2 separate regions of the Mus musculus genome follow, and region 2 is linked to region 1. A link is a loop called in an ENCODE intact Hi-C map of the cell type or tissue named here. Cell type or tissue: heart. All regions are shown on one strand. Each heading gives the region's core, and the rest is flanking DNA. Links, peaks and the distances in the headings are about the cores only. Region 1 holds the start of Ankrd13c (ankyrin repeat domain 13c). Region 2 holds the start of Srsf11 (serine and arginine-rich splicing factor 11).

The links. A loop is a pair of places that touch in the nucleus more often than their neighbours do. Peaks named below come from ENCODE experiments on the same cell type or tissue, not always from the same donor. Only the 100,000 strongest peaks of a DNase experiment are listed, where the experiment ranks them.
Region 2: a loop joins it to region 1, with 5 times the contacts of the local background. A loop is called at or near these places in 24 of 42 quality-filtered maps.

Annotation. Positions count from the first base shown.
Region 1 is chr3:157,941,983-157,950,484 of GRCm38, reverse strand. Ankrd13c (ankyrin repeat domain 13c) reads right to left here and starts at 3,485. Exons shown (of 13, transcript NM_001013806.2): 1 at 2,529-3,485. The coding sequence starts at 2,958. In heart, for the core only: no CTCF peak of the experiment used is centred there; DNase peaks (open chromatin) are centred at 2,594, 3,284 and 3,494; H3K4me3 peaks cover 2,686 bases; H3K27ac peaks cover 1,917 bases; H3K27me3 peaks cover 383 bases.
Region 2 is chr3:158,032,893-158,041,322 of GRCm38, reverse strand. Srsf11 (serine and arginine-rich splicing factor 11) reads left to right here and starts at 4,717. Exons shown (of 13, transcript NM_001379531.1): 1 at 4,717-4,807. The coding sequence starts at 4,718. Lrrc40 (leucine rich repeat containing 40) reads right to left here and starts at 4,641. Exons shown (of 15, transcript NM_024194.6): 1 at 4,447-4,641; 2 at 701-882. The coding sequence starts at 4,597. In heart, for the core only: no CTCF peak of the experiment used is centred there; a DNase peak (open chromatin) is centred at 4,692; H3K4me3 peaks cover 3,105 bases; H3K27ac peaks cover 1,383 bases.

The sequences.
Region 1 (8,502 bases), core at 367-8,366:
GTACTAACAGCACTGATGAAACTTCTGAAGACCCAGGTTCAATTCCCAGCACCCACATGGCAGCCCACAATTGTTTGTAACTCCAAGATCTGGCATCCTCACACAGACATGAAGGCAGAACACCAATGCACATAAAAAAATAAAATAATTTTCAAAAAGAAGTTGGATGTGGTAGCACATGCTTGAAATCCCAGAGTTGTAGAAACAAAGGAAGGCACATAAAATAAAAATAAATCTAAAAAAAAAAAAGTTTTAATAGCTAGGCTGGAGGCGGAGGCGGCTAGGGTTAAGTTAACCTGCAGTAATGGGAACAACAGACAACCTGGGTTCAATTCAATCCTGGGACCCACACAATGAAAGAGAGACTTAATTCTCCACAAGTTGTCCTTGGATCTTCACAAACAGGCATGCAGAAATAAATTCGGTTAAAAAAAAAAATACTGATCTTAGAGTTTAATGGGGACACTATGAAACTACAGAAGAGCACAGCAGTGCCTCTTCCCTGAGTGTGCCAAAAAGAGGCATGGTTGCACTTTTTACAGGCAAGAGCCCATAGCTGCTTTGATCATAAGTGATATAAAGGCAGCTAAATGAAATACAAAAAAAGGTGAATTTTGGTGGGTAAAGGTCAGGAGTATCCTTTAAGGATATATAGAATTCTAATTATTCTGAAAAGTATTTAGTTTTTAAAAATGATAAATACATAACTAGAAGCTCAACAATCAGTAATTCCAAAATTTCAGTAGTTCCTATGGCATCCACTTATCTCTTAAAGAGCATTAACTTGCAAAGGGGATGTTTGACCATTTTCAAAGAGACTTTAAGGCATGTAACTAAGTTCTAAAGGCAAAGATAAAACACAGCTACTACTAGACCACGTCTAAACAGCATCCTACTAACCAATACACTAGGGCTACGATTCAACTGTTTAAGTCGGCATCTAGTTCTCGGTAGCAGTCAAATGTGCTTGGTAGAACAGCACAGTAAAATAGACTAAAAGGCCGGGCGGTGGTGGCGCACACCTTTAATCCCAGCACTTGGGAGGTAGAGGCAGGCAGATTTCTGAGTTCGAGGCCAGACTGGTCTTACAAAATCAGAAGACAAAGACAGAAAACTGAACCAAAATCATTCATTTTTTTTGTTTTGTTTTCTACTTTTGTTCTAATTTTAGATAAAAAAAAAAAATCTAAAAACCAATGAAATTCAGGAAGCTTATTTTCACAGGTGGTATTGCATTAATGTGCAAAACCATTTTGTGCACAAATGTATAATACCATCTTGAGCAGTTTACCTAATTAATTAATGTAGAATGAATGGTCAGGTTAAAAACAGCTGCCAACAATATTTGCCTGTTAATAAAACATTGAAAAATATTTTCAACAATTACTATTTCACAAGACCTTAGTTAGATACAATCCACAGCACCACGAAGTAGGGGGGGGGGAGGCAGGGGAGGATGCAAATAAGTCTTTACAAAAACAACAACAACAAGTTGCTTTAAAGGGGTTAAAAAATCACCAGGCAAGATTCGGCCAAAAGTAGATACTGATACCGTTCACTACCAAATATACCATGCTTTCTCAAACATGTGCTGTCTTAGTCAGGGTTTCTATTCCTGCACAAACATGATGACCAAGAAACAAGTTGGGGAGGAAAGGGTTTATTCGGCTTACACTTACATACTGCTGTTCATCACCAAGGAAGTCAGGACTGGAACTCAAGCAGGTCAGAAAGCAGGAGCTGATGCAGAAGCCATGGAGGGATGTTTTTTACTGGCTTGCTTCCCCTGGCTTGCTCAGCCTGATCTCTTATAGAACCCAAGACTACCAGCCCAGAGATGGTCCCACCCAAGGGGCCTTTCCCCCTTGATCACTAATTGAGAAAATGCCTTACAGGTTGGATCTCATGGAGGCATTTCCTCAACTGAAGCTCCTTTCTCTGTGATAACTCCAACTGTGTCAAGTTGACACATAAAACCAGCCAGTACATGTGGCTAAGACTTTATAATGAAAACCATAGTATGTCTTTAGTCTCAATCAAGATGAAAAATGGTCCTGGTGTGGAAAGAGCAACAAAAACAAAAGTCTCTTCAATTGCTTTGGGAAATTAAATGCGGACACATTTCAGTATGGCTTTCAAAAACCAGTGTTTACAGCACGAGGTCAGTGACGGATAAAAACTCACATCTATCTGCGCGTACCTGGGCGGTGAAGACCGGCAAGAAGGGAGGGAGGGAAAAAGGAAACGTTCCCTAAAACCCAGAAGACCTGCCTGGATGTGAGATAGCCCGACCTTTTGGCACTCGCAAAGACTGCCGCAGAGAAAATGCAACCTGTCCCGAAATGCTCAGGTGGAAAAGAAGAAAACATCCTTGCTGCACCCTGACCCCTGGCACGCTCGCTGCACCTGAAAAGACTCGAGGTTTTCCGCCAGAGGAAAACACGGTGCGGGAGAAGGGACCGGGAACCCGGAGGCCAACGGTCACCCCCACCCCACCTCCGAGGGGACGGAAATTAGGCAAAGCTCACCATGATTATCTTTCTGTCCGATATTGTGCGTGCGGATGAGCGAGGACAGTCTCCTCACGTCCCCCTTAAAGACGCACTCGTGGACCGGGTAGAGCGAGGGGCAGCCGCCTCCGTCAGCGACTAAAGCGGGGTTGCTGCCGCCCAGGCAGGCCGGGGCAGGGCAGGTGGCAGTCACTGCGTTGTGCTGCGGCGGGGCCGGAACGCCGGGGCCCGGAACGGCGGGCGCCTTCAGCTGCAGCCGGTGGTGGTGGCTGAAGATCTTATGGCAGGCCTTGCCGCCCTTGCCGCTGCCGCCCGGTCCGCTTCTGCCCCCGGTGAAGGCGCCGCCGAGCGCGGCTGTCGCCTCCTCCTCGCAGGGCTCCAGCACGTCCCCGTCCTCTTTGCTGGGCTTGTGGTCCCTCCGCAGGGAGCGGATCTTCTCCCCGGTCATAGCCGCCGCGGCGCGCGGGACAGGCTCCGGGAGGCTCACCGCGGGCCGAGCCGGCGCGGCGGCGGCGCCGGGCGATTAGAGCGGCGGCCGCGAGCCTAGCACGCAGCATGAACTCCCGGGGCGACCGCGGGTCCGCGACACGCGCATCTCCCGGAGGCGGCGGCCCTCGTCTCGGACGAGGAAAGCCGCAGCTCAAGAGACCACGACCGCACGACGCCCGGCGCCGCCGCCGCCGCCTCCTCCTCACTCGGAAAGACCCGGCGCAGCCATCTTTCCCCGGCTCCTCTCGCGAGAGCTTCGGAGGAAACGCCGCCGCGGAGTGTTAGAGGGCCGCTTCTGCGCTTGGGTCAGGGTCCGGGCAGCGCCCGCGCTCCTCTCGCACAGGGTTCCACCCTGGGCCGGGCCCTGCGGCTGAATTCAGACCCAGACTCAGAGCTCTGACCTGGTGCTCTGGGCCTTCGTAAAGGAGGAGGTCAACGGCAGTTACGAACTCTAGCTTAAAGGCTGAAACCCTGTTTGTCAACCTCCCTCAGAACGACGTAGGAAGACACCACCGGATATCGGACGTGACGTCACTCAGCTGCGCTGGACCTTCAGTAAACACTCGCTAAGACTCTGCTGGGTTCCCTAACCTGTGCAAGGACTTGCTCAGGCTGGCAAGGCTGTAGGCGAGGAGAGATGGCCAGTTATCCTGGAGGAATCTAGGGCCTGACTTTGGAATTCAAAGGCTGTTTATTACACCGGGAATGGAGGATTTTTCAAACAGCTGTTAGTTGAGTGTATTTGGGACAAACGTCAGAGTTAAAGTATGTGGAGGATGCTTACTTGAGGAAATGGAGTAATTGTTTTTAAATAAGTGGGCAGTAACCCGGGTGAGAGATGATGAAAGCATGCTCTGGGATACAGTGAATCCGGAAAAAGCTTAAGACTCCTTTAAAAATGAGTTCAAATTTAGCATATTGAAGTTGGAGGTCCTTGGTGTTTTTACACAGAGTGCTAGTTATACAGTTTGGAATTTTGGACATAAATTCTTTGGAAGTAGGAAACGGATCTTAGATCAGATTCAGGAATTGCACAGTAACCCAGCGAAATAAAATGGTGTAGAACAAAAGTGCCATAAGACGTATAGAATGAATAGTCGAGGTAGTGAGTGGGAATCAAAGCACTGTGTGTGTGTGTGTGTGTGTGTGTGTGTGTGTGTGTGATGAAATTGTGAACATTTAGAAAACTAAACTGAACATGGTGGCTCACATCAATAAGTTCCAGCACTCCAGAAACTGAGGAAGGGCAAAAGGATTGATCACATGGATTCAAGGCTAGCCTGAGCTACAGAGTGAATGCTGTCCCAAAATTAGTAGATGGACCAGTGACATGACATGCCACTGAGCATTCAATCCCTGGGACCCACATGGTAAAAGAAAAGAACCCATTCCAACAAATTGTCCTCTGGTGCATACCCACACACACACACAAAATTAGTCTTAAAAAAAAAAAAAAAAAACAGTAAATAGTAGGTAGGCAGCCAAAATCATGTACCTAATTACTGGCTGCTACCTCTTGATGGATGTTAAAACTCCTAAGTGTTCTTTCAGTGAAATCAAACACCATGAACATTTTTTTTTAAGACAACCTATTGTGGTGGTATATGCTTACAATCCCAGCACTCGGGAAGTAGATACAGGAAGGTTGCCTCAAGTGACTGTTCTCAAAAAACAAACATCTCATCCCTTTAAACTTTGAGGTTTAAGGCTTATAGTATGTAATGGGTAGGGACATCAAAATATGAGTACTATTAAAGATATTTAGTACAAGAAAAATGTAAATTCTGAGATTCTGTAACATCCCAATATAACATAAGGGGAAATTATTAGTTTAAATTGACACAGAAATCAAATTTCAGAAAGTCTTTGTGAAGGGCTTGGAGAGGAGGATCGGCAGTTGAGAGAAGTGGCTGCTTTTTCAGAGGACCTGGGATTCAGCTTCCGGCACCCACATGACAGTTTACAACTATCTGTATGTAACTCCAGCAGTTTCTGACTACCTAACACCCTCACACAGATATACATTCGGGCAAAAAAAAAAAAAACATATAAAATAAAAATAAACAAAATCATTTTTAAAAGTCTTTGTGGAGGAAGTAGTATCTGAAAGAGGTTTTAAAGAACTTATGAAAGCCCAGTCTCCCCAGTCCCTTGTGTTGTTTTATTGGTTTTTGTTTCGTTTTGTTTTTTAACTTCATGATAGTGCTATATCTGCATTACACCTAATAAAGATGAGTATATACACAAGTTTGGTTTTTATAAAATTCTGAAGCAATTTTGATACATTTTATTGCCACAGACCCTCTGGATCCCTTTGTCTGTGTGGAATGGGTCTCTAGTCGCAGGTGGGGAAAGTGTCTGATGGGATGACAGATAGATGCACACAGGAGAGGTTGTGTAGAATCTGAATGTAATTTGTCAAATCGAACTTTTTATACAGAAGACAATAAGGAAGTTGGGTGACACACTCACAAGGTACAAAGAGGTTACTGGATTCTTACATAAATCAGAGGAATGCAAACACAGGTCTAACAGGAACCACCTGGGATAGAATTCATTGTTAACAACTGGGATCAACAAGGGCTCCACCAACAACATTATGAACTAACCAGTACCCCAGAGCTCTTGACTCTAGCTGCATATGTATCAAAAGATGGCCTAGTCGGCCATCAATGGAAAGAGAGGCCCATAGGTCAGGCAAACTTTATACGCCCCAGTACAGGGGAACGCCAGGGCCAAAAAATGGGAATGGGTGGGTAGGGGAGTGGGGGGGGGGGTGGATGTGGAGGACTTTTGGGATAGCATTGGAAATGTAATTGAGGAAAATACGTAATAAAAAAAAATAAAAAACAAGGGCTCCACCTAAGATTCACTTAATTTTAGAAGCCAGGGTCAAGGGCTTCGTGCCCTTGCCAAAGTTCCTATTTTAGTCTATTGTATAGTCCACCTTCCCCCTAGGCCATTGTAAATACGTGCGTCTGGGTATAACTCAGCTATCTATAGTTCTAAGTATCTACTCTGGTTTCTCCTTAGGTCTGAAACTCCCTTCTTCCTAGGTGATGGTAAATTCATGTGTAGGGCAGTGACTTAGTTTTTATTCAAAGTGATAGTGTAGTACCAGAGGCAATTCTGAATGTCACTGAATAGCAACATTTTTACTGAATTTCCAAGCCCATGGTCTTGCTCAAGGACTTTCTAGGACTGTTGGAACACTGGTGAAGGCTTTAGCTATGTCAGAATTCAATCTTAAAAGGCACTTATAATAGGATAATACTAAAAGAGAGCACGTGGATCCATACACTAGACTAACTCGGGAATGGAAAATTAATGTATGGGTTAGAGAGAACGCCAGACTCCAGGAGTGAGTTTCCGTGAAACCCTTCTGCCTCGTGTGTAGCATCCAAGCCTCTCAGCTTGTCAAGCTGACTCAACCAGAGCGTGTGGCACTTTATAATTCATATTATGCTCCCAGAAAATCTATTCCAAATATTAGTGACAAGAGTTTTCTGTGGAATTGGGCATGGTGGTACACGCCTTTAATACCAGCACTTGGGAGGCAGAAGCAGGCAGATTTCTGAATCCAGGACAGCCAAGGCTACACAGGAAAACCCTGTCTCGGGGAAAAAAAAAAAGAGTTTTCTGTGGTATTGAAGAAGAAGTCTATGGCAGGAAAAGACTTTAGGATCCATGTTGGAAATCACCTCTCCTAGCAGCAACACAGCCTCCTGAATTATGTTTCCTGTCTTTCCTTCTTCCTCATTCTCCATTACAATTTCCATATGCCTCCTTCATCTTCTTGGCCTTTGAGTTCTGTGAGGAGGGAGCCATACTTAGCGTTGCAGTGTCAGGGATGAGATGCATTGCTCCCATGCTGGTACCTGCAGCACCCACAGGTGTGCTTCAAAAAGACCTCTGCTCTCCTAAAACTGGACAAGCCAGTTAAAGCAGAATTTGGATTTACTAAGAGGAGGCAAACATGTTTAAAACAAAAAGAGATGCACTTAGGAAAAGTGCCCAAATGGCCTTCTCAAGAGTGTCACATTCGGGGGCTGGAGAGATGGCTTAGCGGTTAAGAGCACTGACTGTTCTTCCAAAGGTACTGAGTTCAAATCCCAGCAACCACATGATGGCTCACAATCATCCATAACGAAATCTGACTCTCTCTTCTCAAGTGTCTGACGACAGTGTACTTACATATAATGAATAAATAAATCTTTAAAAAAAAAAAAAGAATGTCAAGTGTCTTAACAGTCAGCTAGTTGTGGTCATTCCTAAATTTACACCATTCAAAGGGCTTCCACGAACTAACTCACTCCTCCTCCCCTCTCTCTTAAACCATGCAGTAGTTTCTGGGATCCTTTGGATAAGGGAGAAGAGCTGTCCCATCCTCTGCCTATCTCAAACCCTGAGCTTGGTTTTCTGCTATTTAACCTTACTTGAAATACCTCTACATAGCATATTCTCTCTGGGAAACCGTATTATAAAATTCAATCCGTTGTATTGGAATTGATTCTTGACTCTCAGATGCTGGAAGGCTCCAGAGTGAAGGACCCCTTCAATTAAAACTGCCTTGAAAGCATGTAATAACCTACATAGCACACTTAGACCAGTTCTCACGAGTAGCCCTTCGAGTCCCGAATTGGTGACCTTCCTGGTGAACCCCTCAGCCAGTCCCAACCCTGGATGGACTCTTCAGATCGATCTCCATCAAGGACATGAGTAGAAGGAAGCAGTAGCACACTCAGCTCGCACTGGGTGGGGAAGTGGGTGACCTAATTAGTGTTGGCCAATTGGACTGATCTCTGAGTAGAAGTTGAGGCCAAGTTCTCAAGATAGTAGAACTATTTCACAAAGGGGATTGGCTCTGAGAGATGCAGAGACAAATTCCAAGAACCAGCAGCAAGCTTTAACACCCAGACATGGAGGAGGAAAGGAAGGGAGGGACTCCTGGGATAAGAAGGGAAGGAAGGAGGGACACAGTTAGCTTAGTGTTTTGCTTTCAGTTGAATATGACCTTTAAAATATCTGGATGTGAACTGAACTACTAACTTCTCAAATATTTTTACTTTTCAGTCAAATATTGAGGATAGAAGATCCAATCCATAACTCAAGCACTGAATTTACCACACACAAAATCATGTTGTTGTTGTTGTTTTCAGAGTAGCACTTCCTAATTTCTTGTGTGGTTAAGAATCTAAATTACGAGGCTGGAGAGATGGCTCAGTGGTTAAGAGCACTGACTGCTCTTCCGAAGGTCCTGAGTTCAAATCCCAGCAACCACATGGTGGCTCACAACCATCCGTAATGAGATCTGACGCCTTCTTCTGGTGCATCTGAAGACAGCTACAGTGTACTTAGATATAATAATAAATAAATCTTTAAAAAATATAAATTATGGGCCAGTGACATGCCTCAGCAGATAAAGGCACTTGCCACTAAGGCTGGTGAACTGAGTTCAAAACCACACACACAAAGGTTTTGCTTATTTTTTTTCCACACAGTG
Region 2 (8,430 bases), core at 1-8,000, 91 kb before region 1:
CTTAATATCACACACAGAACAGATATGAGCTGGGAGAACAGCTTTACAGTCTCACAGAATCATAGCATCTTCACAGTAGAAAGAACCTCAGAATAAGCCAGACTATTGTTTTGTTATTTTACAGACACAAAACAAAACTTTTTGTTCCTCAAGAATGGCACTGTTTACATCCACCATTTCCACACACGAGTTGAAGAGTTTGGACATGACCCAGTTCACTAAAGGCCTGTAGATTCTAAAGTACACCCTTCATGGTTCACTTATCACATGATAGGTCAACTTTCACTACAAAAAAAAAAAAAAAAAAAAAAAGACCCAACTAAGAACACAAAAAATTCAGGTAAATAGTTACAGTCAATGAGTCTAAGGGCAAGTTCTGAAACAGGAACACAAAAGACCCCTGAGTACTGTATTTGCTTTAGTGTCTAAAATAAAATTTAACAAGGGGAAATAAAAAACAAAAACAAGAAGCCAAGTGCCAGTTCTGTTTGCACACATGACTCATTTAATCACAGCATCTACACCAGGTCTGTGGACATAGAGACATGGAGCCGATCTTCCAAGTCAGTTTTTTAAATTTGTCTTGCATTCTACAAGCTCAGCAAGGAAGGCTTCCTGTTTAGCAACTTCTAAATTTAGCTCTTCAACTTACCTAAATTCAGTTTGTTTAACTAAGATCCCATAATTATAGTCAACTTACATCAAGAACAGTAAGGGCAGGCAAGAGTCGGAGGTCATCAGAGAGAGACTGAAGTTTATTGCTGGAGATGATGAGTTTGGTCAGATCTGTCTGATCCCACCATCGTTCAGTAGAACTGAATGAAAGATTCTGATTAGCCTCTTCAGGAATGTCCACATTTATTCTCCAAACACACTGAGGGACTATCTCCATCACCACCACATCAAGAAGAAAAGGGAAAAAGAATAAAAATGAAGTGAAGACTTAGAGACATACTCATTGAATACTTTATCTTACAATGGTCCCAAGTAACTCCAGGGCCTGAGGGACAGCATGGTCAGGGCCTGAGGGACAGCATGGTCAGGGCCTGAGGGACAGCATGGTCAAGGCCTGAGGGACAGCATGGAGGGTATATTAGTGACTTTTCTATTGCAGTAATAAAACACCATGACCAAGATAATTTATAAAAGAAAGTGTTTAATTTGGATTATGGTTCTGGGTGGAAAGGGGTAGAGCTCATGATGGTGGAGTAAATGATGCACCCTGAGCTACAACCATGAAGCAAAAAAATGGTACAAGGTTACATCTTCTAATCTTTCCCAAGTGGAGACCAAATATTCAAGCACATGAGCCTCTGGAGAACATGCTCATTCAAACCCTCACAGTGGGTAAGAGCACTCGCTGTCAAACCTGCTCAGAGTCTGAACCTCAGAACAACACTGCTGGAGAAACCCAGCTCCCACACGATGCCCCCTGACTGCCCATGTGCAGGTAAATAAAAAATAAATGTTCAAAAGGTATTTAAATGTCAATAAACCAAATGTTAATAAATTACAACACAATGTATTTTATTGGGGGGGACCCAGACTGTAGTGTGAATTTTACATGAGACCCTGAGTTTGATCCCTAGCATGAAAACACAAACTACAATGCTAAACTCTCCTGATAACTCTGTGAGACAGGAGGTTTCATTATCCCTGTTTTGTAGGTGAAAAAAAAAAAATGAGGCATCAAGAAAATGTGTGACTACCCAGAGTTTAGCGGGTACGTTAGCACTGTACTCTAAGCTCTGCAGAGCCACTTGCCATTATGGCCTGTGAAAGGTTTCTGATCCTAGCAGCTACCATTCTACCAGACATAATTTTGTTTCTTACCCACCACACAAAACTGTGTTATTCTACTGTAGCAAAAGGTAACATCTATAGTGTAGTGAGTAGAACAATCACTATGAAGTGGAAGCTCCACTAGAGTGCTTGCTTCCAGGCAAGGCCCTCACTGAGATAAGCAAAAGCTTGAATTTCTAGGAAAAAGCTTGTCGACAAGCTGAATCAAAACCTGGTGTAGCCAACTATCCAAAGAGTCTTTCAGTCCCTGACAAAGGTATGGCTGCAGGAGGGTGACACAAAACTTGGAATAGGACTCAAGCCAATCAATCACTAGTTATGCCCTACTCTCACTGTCATTCAAATTCACCAGAGACTTCCCAATCAGATGCAGGAATGGAAGCTTGCCTCTGTATGACTCAGTAAAGAGTCAGAATAAGGAAAATAGATTTTAATCCCAAAGAGACAAATAGAACAAAAGCTTTAGAAATTTAAAAGGGGAAAGAACATAGGAAAAGAGCAGAAAATCAGCTCCTCCTTCTAGGTTCCTGTCCTGACTTACTTCAATGATGCCAAATAAACCCTTTCTTCCTCAACTTGCTTTTGGTGATGGTGTTTCCTCACAGCAATGGTAACCCTTACTACAACAACTAGTAATGGTATATTAGTGAGCAATAACGTATTTTCAATGTATAGATATCTTTATAGTTTGGTGGGTTTGGAGTCACAATAGTCTGTTTCTTTCTTGATGGGTGGTACTGGAGACTGAGCCTTCAAGAACAGTCTACTTAATATGTCTACTTAAAATTCTAGACTAGATATACAAACCAACAGATGTGCAAACTGCAACACAGAACTATAAAAAAGTGAAGGAAATATGATCCCTCAAAAATTGCAACTGATCTTCACAGATACTGAAATAGACAAAATGCCACATGAAACTTTCAAATTTTCGGGTAAGAAATTACTAATTAATTAAAAGAGGATACAAACAAGTAGATGGTTTCAACCTAGGTCTCAGAGAAGAAAGTCAGCAAAATGGATGAAAACATCCACAATATGAATGAAAAGTTAGAAACATGGAAGAAAAATTCAGAAACTGAGATCAAGGGGGGGGGGGGATCTTAACATCAATTAGCATAGCCAAGACAATCCCCCACAGACCCACCGACAAGCTTACTTGTGTTGACCCTAAAAAAAAAAAAAAAAAAAAAAAAAAAAAAAAAACCACTTTCCTATTGTCCCAATGCTGTGCAAGAGGCTGCTTTACAATGGTATAGCAATTATACAACGGTTTTCAATACCAGTCTGAATACTCTCCCAAAATTGCCTCTGCCAAACGAACCAGTATATCTGTCTTCTCTCAGGTACTCAGGACATGGGTAGAAAGAAGGAAGCCATTTCTTGGCCACAATATAATCCAAATGGCAGCTAACCCAGTTCCCACCACAGTCCTTGTTGCCCTGTAAAACTTCAAAAGTCAGGCTTCCAATGTCTACATTTCTGTCAGCATTCTTATTTTCCAACTTCCCATAACAACAAAACAAACCAAAACACAGTCCATTATGCTCTGCCCATAACATTCAGCTTTTTTCCTAGACCTACATTCCAGAGCCTTCCACATTCTAGCCATATAAAATAGTTCAAATATCCTAGGAACCATGTAGTCAGATTTATCCACTTTCTGGGTACCAATTTCTATTCTACTCTTCTTTCCAGACGCTGTGGTAAAATACCATAACAAAGAACCTTAGAGAAAAAGTTTATTTTAGCTCATAATTTCATTTGCAGGCCATCAGTCAAGATGGCAGGAACTTGGAACAGCTACTCACAACACAACTACAATCAAGAGCAGAGGGAGAAATGAATTAAGGCACGCACACTTTTTTATACGACTCAACCTTTGGATTCAAGACCCAACTTAGGGAATGGCACAACCCACAGTGGGCTAGATCTTCCTACATCAATTATCAATCAAGACAGGTCTTCATAGACGTTCTTCATAGAGAACATGATCTAAATAATCCCTCATTGATTGTGTCAACTTGACACAAGTAATCATCACATTCAGTAAGCATACACATAATGTCTTTACTTAGTCAACCTTACAGATACATAAGTACATTATTAGAAGTGGAAGATTTTAATCAATGCAAGTAGAAAAAAATATTACAGAAAGAATGCTTCACTTCTCAATCCTCTCTTTGTCTCTGTCCTCTCCTACCAAACACATACACTACAAAGGTATTTATTTATACTTAGTAATATGTAGATTTGTGCTTGTTGATCATTCATAGGTTTCTCAGGATGTTCTCAAATTCATATACTCCGCAGCATTTACTCTGAATTAGTACTTAGGATAAGGAGTATGTTTGTCATTGGGATTTTCCTCAAGTGGAAGAAAAAAAAAGGCTAGGCTTGAAAGAAAATTATTCTAAGCTCACAGAGGGGAGCTGGTAAAACGAAAATAAGAGGAAGGCGAATCAAATACCTGCCTATCCTCTATCTCACAGCGAATTTACTCCCAAACTACGATGTTTATCCCGTATTCTGTGGACATCTCAGTGAACACTTCGAGTAAGTCAAGGCCAGTCTTAGCAGGGCCACGGAGCAGGCGCGGGTGGGTGCACAGGGGACCAAGAGGATGTTCGCGCGCTGCCTCACCTTCCCCGAGGTTCCTTCCCGCCAAGTTGAGTTGGCCGCTGCTTCTCGCTGCCTTCAGCAGGCCCTGGGGAACAGAGGGGCCTCTGTCCTTGCCCTCCGCGTGGAATCCCGCACGAGGGTCAAACCTAGGGGCTCTCAGCTGGCGCGACATATTCAAAAGCTCACACCGGAAGCCCCGACCACGGCTGTGACGTTTCAAGGTGCCATGGCTGGATAACCCCGCCCCTTCCGCCTCACAGTAATCCGGGCCTTGCCCTAGCTGCGCGCGCTGATGTCGTCACCGCCAGCTCCCGGGACCGCAGGACCGACGAGCCCTTCCGTTGCCCTCACCAACCTCGCCCTCAGGAGAAACTTCTTTCGGGTAAGTGCGTCTAACGGGCTGAGAGGTCCTCGTGGGGGGAACATGGGCTCCCTAGACAGCGCGGTCGGGCATGGCTGCGCTACCCAACGTCGCATCAGAACGTGGCGGCGTCGAAACCTGAGGCGCGGCCTGTGGCCCTGGGCGCCAGGCCTGGGGATCGCTGAGTTCAGTGCGGTGATCGAATTGATCCCGGAGAACAGGATGGCGAGTGACACGAAGCTTGGCCCTTAAGCTTAAGTACCCACCTGACAGCTAAAAGCTGTGGTGAAGGGCTCGGACTTCGAATCCTGCTCGCTTACAGACTAACTTATGCAGTTGGTCCCACGCTTACGAAGCTCATTTTTCACTGATTTACCGATAATCCAGTCTTAAGAAGTTTTAAAAATAACTTCGGATAATGAAAATGTAAATACTGACCTGGCATGGTGGCGCACGTCTTTAATCACAGCACTAGATTAGGCAGAGTCAAATGGATCTCTTGAATTGGAGGTCAGCCAGGTCTACACAGCGAGTCCAGGACAGCCAGAGCAACAGAGAAACAGTCTCAAAAAAGAAAAAAGGAAAAAAAAAAGAAGAAGAAAGAAAGAAAGCAAAGAAAATTTAAATGCGTAGTTTTGTTGTAAATACAAAAAAGAAAATTTTATTTAATAAGTAGCGATTTCCTGCTTAGTTTTTCCTGGAGTTTACAAAGTATTGATATATTTTCCCAAACGAAGAAGTAGCCCTCAACTATCCAGGGCTGGGGATATAATTCCCTAACGTGGGCAGGGCCGTGAATCCTGTGTCCAGCGCAGACCAAATTCTTTGACTGAAATTGATTTTCTATTACATTCCTCTTTAAGTTTAGTGTTTCTTTTTGCACACGTGAATAGGGTTTCACGTGCCCTGGTGCCTCAGGAGGTTAGAGAACAACTTGAGGGAGTGGGTTTTTTTTTCCACCAACCTGCAGAGCCATCTCACCAGTATGAAATGGTTATGAGTCTGGGGGATGTTTAGAGATTCACTAGAATGCAGCGCCCAGCCACCTCAGTCGGGTTTATAAAGGCAAAGAATGCAAAATTACAATGTGTTTATGTTCAAGCAGAACAAATTTATTTACAGGAACATCAGTTAAAAATATATATCCTTAGCAGTCCTTAACATAGGAGGTCTAATTTTGCCTAACTACAGAGATTTTTAACTTTTAAACATAGTTAGCCATCAACATGTCAGCCATCACAGAAATGAGTTTTTAAATTAATTTGTTTTCTGTGTATTTATGTTTGTGTTTTTTTGCTCTAAGAAAATATCAGATCCTTTGCAACTGTGGTTATGCAATGATTGTGAGCCGCCTGCCATGTGGGTGCCTGGATCAAACTTTGGTGCTCTGAAAAAACCTTAAGTGCTTCTAAACACTGAGCCATCTTTCCAGCCCCGATTTTCTCCCCTTCTTTTAAATGTAAAGAACATATGCAGGGAGAAGGCTGCATAACTCTTTTGTCATCCTAATGAGAAAAACAGTATTAGTTGAAAAGTAGATTTGGTGTGGTCTGACCATACTGTATCACATGCAGTTTCTTCACCCAAATGTATTTTAGAGTTTTGTTGTGTTTTGTTTTAGAGTCTACAGAATCTATGTAGCCCTACCTAGCCTGGAACTCACTATGTAGATCACACTGGACTCCAACTTGAAATCCACCCTGCCTATCAAGTGCTAATATTAAAAATGAGTGCCACCACATCCAGCATATTTCTATATCAATAGGTATGAACTGGCATAAGGATTTGGCTAATACAAGTTCATAATATACTGTATGTTATACTCATATAGCATGTGAAAAATAAACAGGTTGTAGCCAAAATTATCTCTTGCATTTGAGAAAATTATCTATTTGTTGCTAATTGATAGAAACTGGAAGGTAATTCATGGATTGAGCTTGTTTATAAAATATATGAGGGTAGTCTTGACAACTAGTTCTTTATGGTAGTTGAATTACCTTAAGACTAATAATGCATTTAAAATGAAACATTTTTCAGTAGTGGCACTCAAAGTATTTGTGGGTTTTAAAATTAGACAATATGGGGACAATTGGAAGGCTCAGTTGTTAAAAGCACCTACTGAAGCCCGGCAGTGGTGGTGCACCCCTTTAATCCTAGCAATTGGGAGGTAGGAGGCAGGAGGATTTCTGAGTTCAAAGCCAGCCTGGTCTACAGAGTGAGTTCCAGGACAATTCACAATTGCCTTTAACTCCGTTTCAGAGAATATGACCTCTGCCAGCATCTGCACACACATGGTGCACATAAAGGCTCATACAGGTACACACACAGACATAAATTTTAAAATTTTTTTAATTAGACATTCTGCATTATTGAAGTAGCGCCAAATAAAATAAAAGATCACATCTTTTGGGATGTAGTTCAGTTATAGAACACTTACATATCTTGCAAAGACGTTGGGTTCTATCACCAGCTCTGGAATACTGAAAAGCAGCCCTCTTCTGTCCTGCTAAAGATTAGGCATACCTGCCTTTTTTTTAATGGAGGTGTTTGGCTATGGTTTATTATATGCATTTTATTTAATATCGCTTGACATTACTTAAAAAAAAAAAATAAGCAATCAAGTCACCCAGAAAGTGCTGATTTGTTTCGTGACAGAAAGTAAAACTTATTATCAAATAAAGATAGGGAAATCCATTCTTACCACTACAATTTAATAGTACATTTTCAAACATCGCTGTGTCCCTCATGAAATTTTGTTTATATATTAGACTTTTTTCATAGTTGAAAGCTATAGTTGATGACTGACTTATTAAATAAGTAGTTTCCGTTCTAGTAAGAGAAAAAGAGGTTAATTTGTGCAGAGTTTCTTGCCTTTTTAGTACATGCATTTCTTACATCTCTATGTTTGCTTATGGAGAGAACTGCAATTCCAATAGATTGGGAACATTGGCTGTCTTTTCTTTGTTTTCTGTGTTATGCTATACTTCTAGCATCTCAGAAATCTCTAGAAGTTAGTAGAGATATAGTATTTGGAGAAATTTGTGAGTTTGGGATGCCTTTATAATATTGGAGAAATAGTAAGAAGAAAGAATTTGTTGCCTATATCCAGATTCTATAATTCTGTTGCCTTTTCTGGCAAATAATTACGATCACTTAAACTGTCATAGATTAGATATACTTACTGTTTGTCTTAAGATTTTTGTCACCTGCTTTTAGCTATATTATTTCTGTGAAAGTCATTAACAATGATAAGTATTTCATTGCCTATTCAACTTAGTAGCTCTATGGTGATAGTCAAAACAGATGGAAAATATTTAAATAAATTACTTTTTTGCTAGCCTTTCTGCATCAAATGCCCTCGATTACTGTGCTCAGTAAGTCTTACATAAATCAGATTTGTAGTTAAAAGATTTTATCATGCCGGGCGGTGGTGGCGCACGCCTTTAATTCCAGCACTTGGGAGGCAGAGGCAGGCGGATTTCTGAGTTCGAGACCAGCCTGGTCTACAAAGTGAGTTCCAGGACAGCCAGGGCTATACAGAGAAACCCTGTTGGTTTAACTATAATTTTTATTATAAAACATAAAGCATATAGAAAAATGTAGAGATGGATTAAACCCAAGTTTGATCAGGGACCCACATGGTG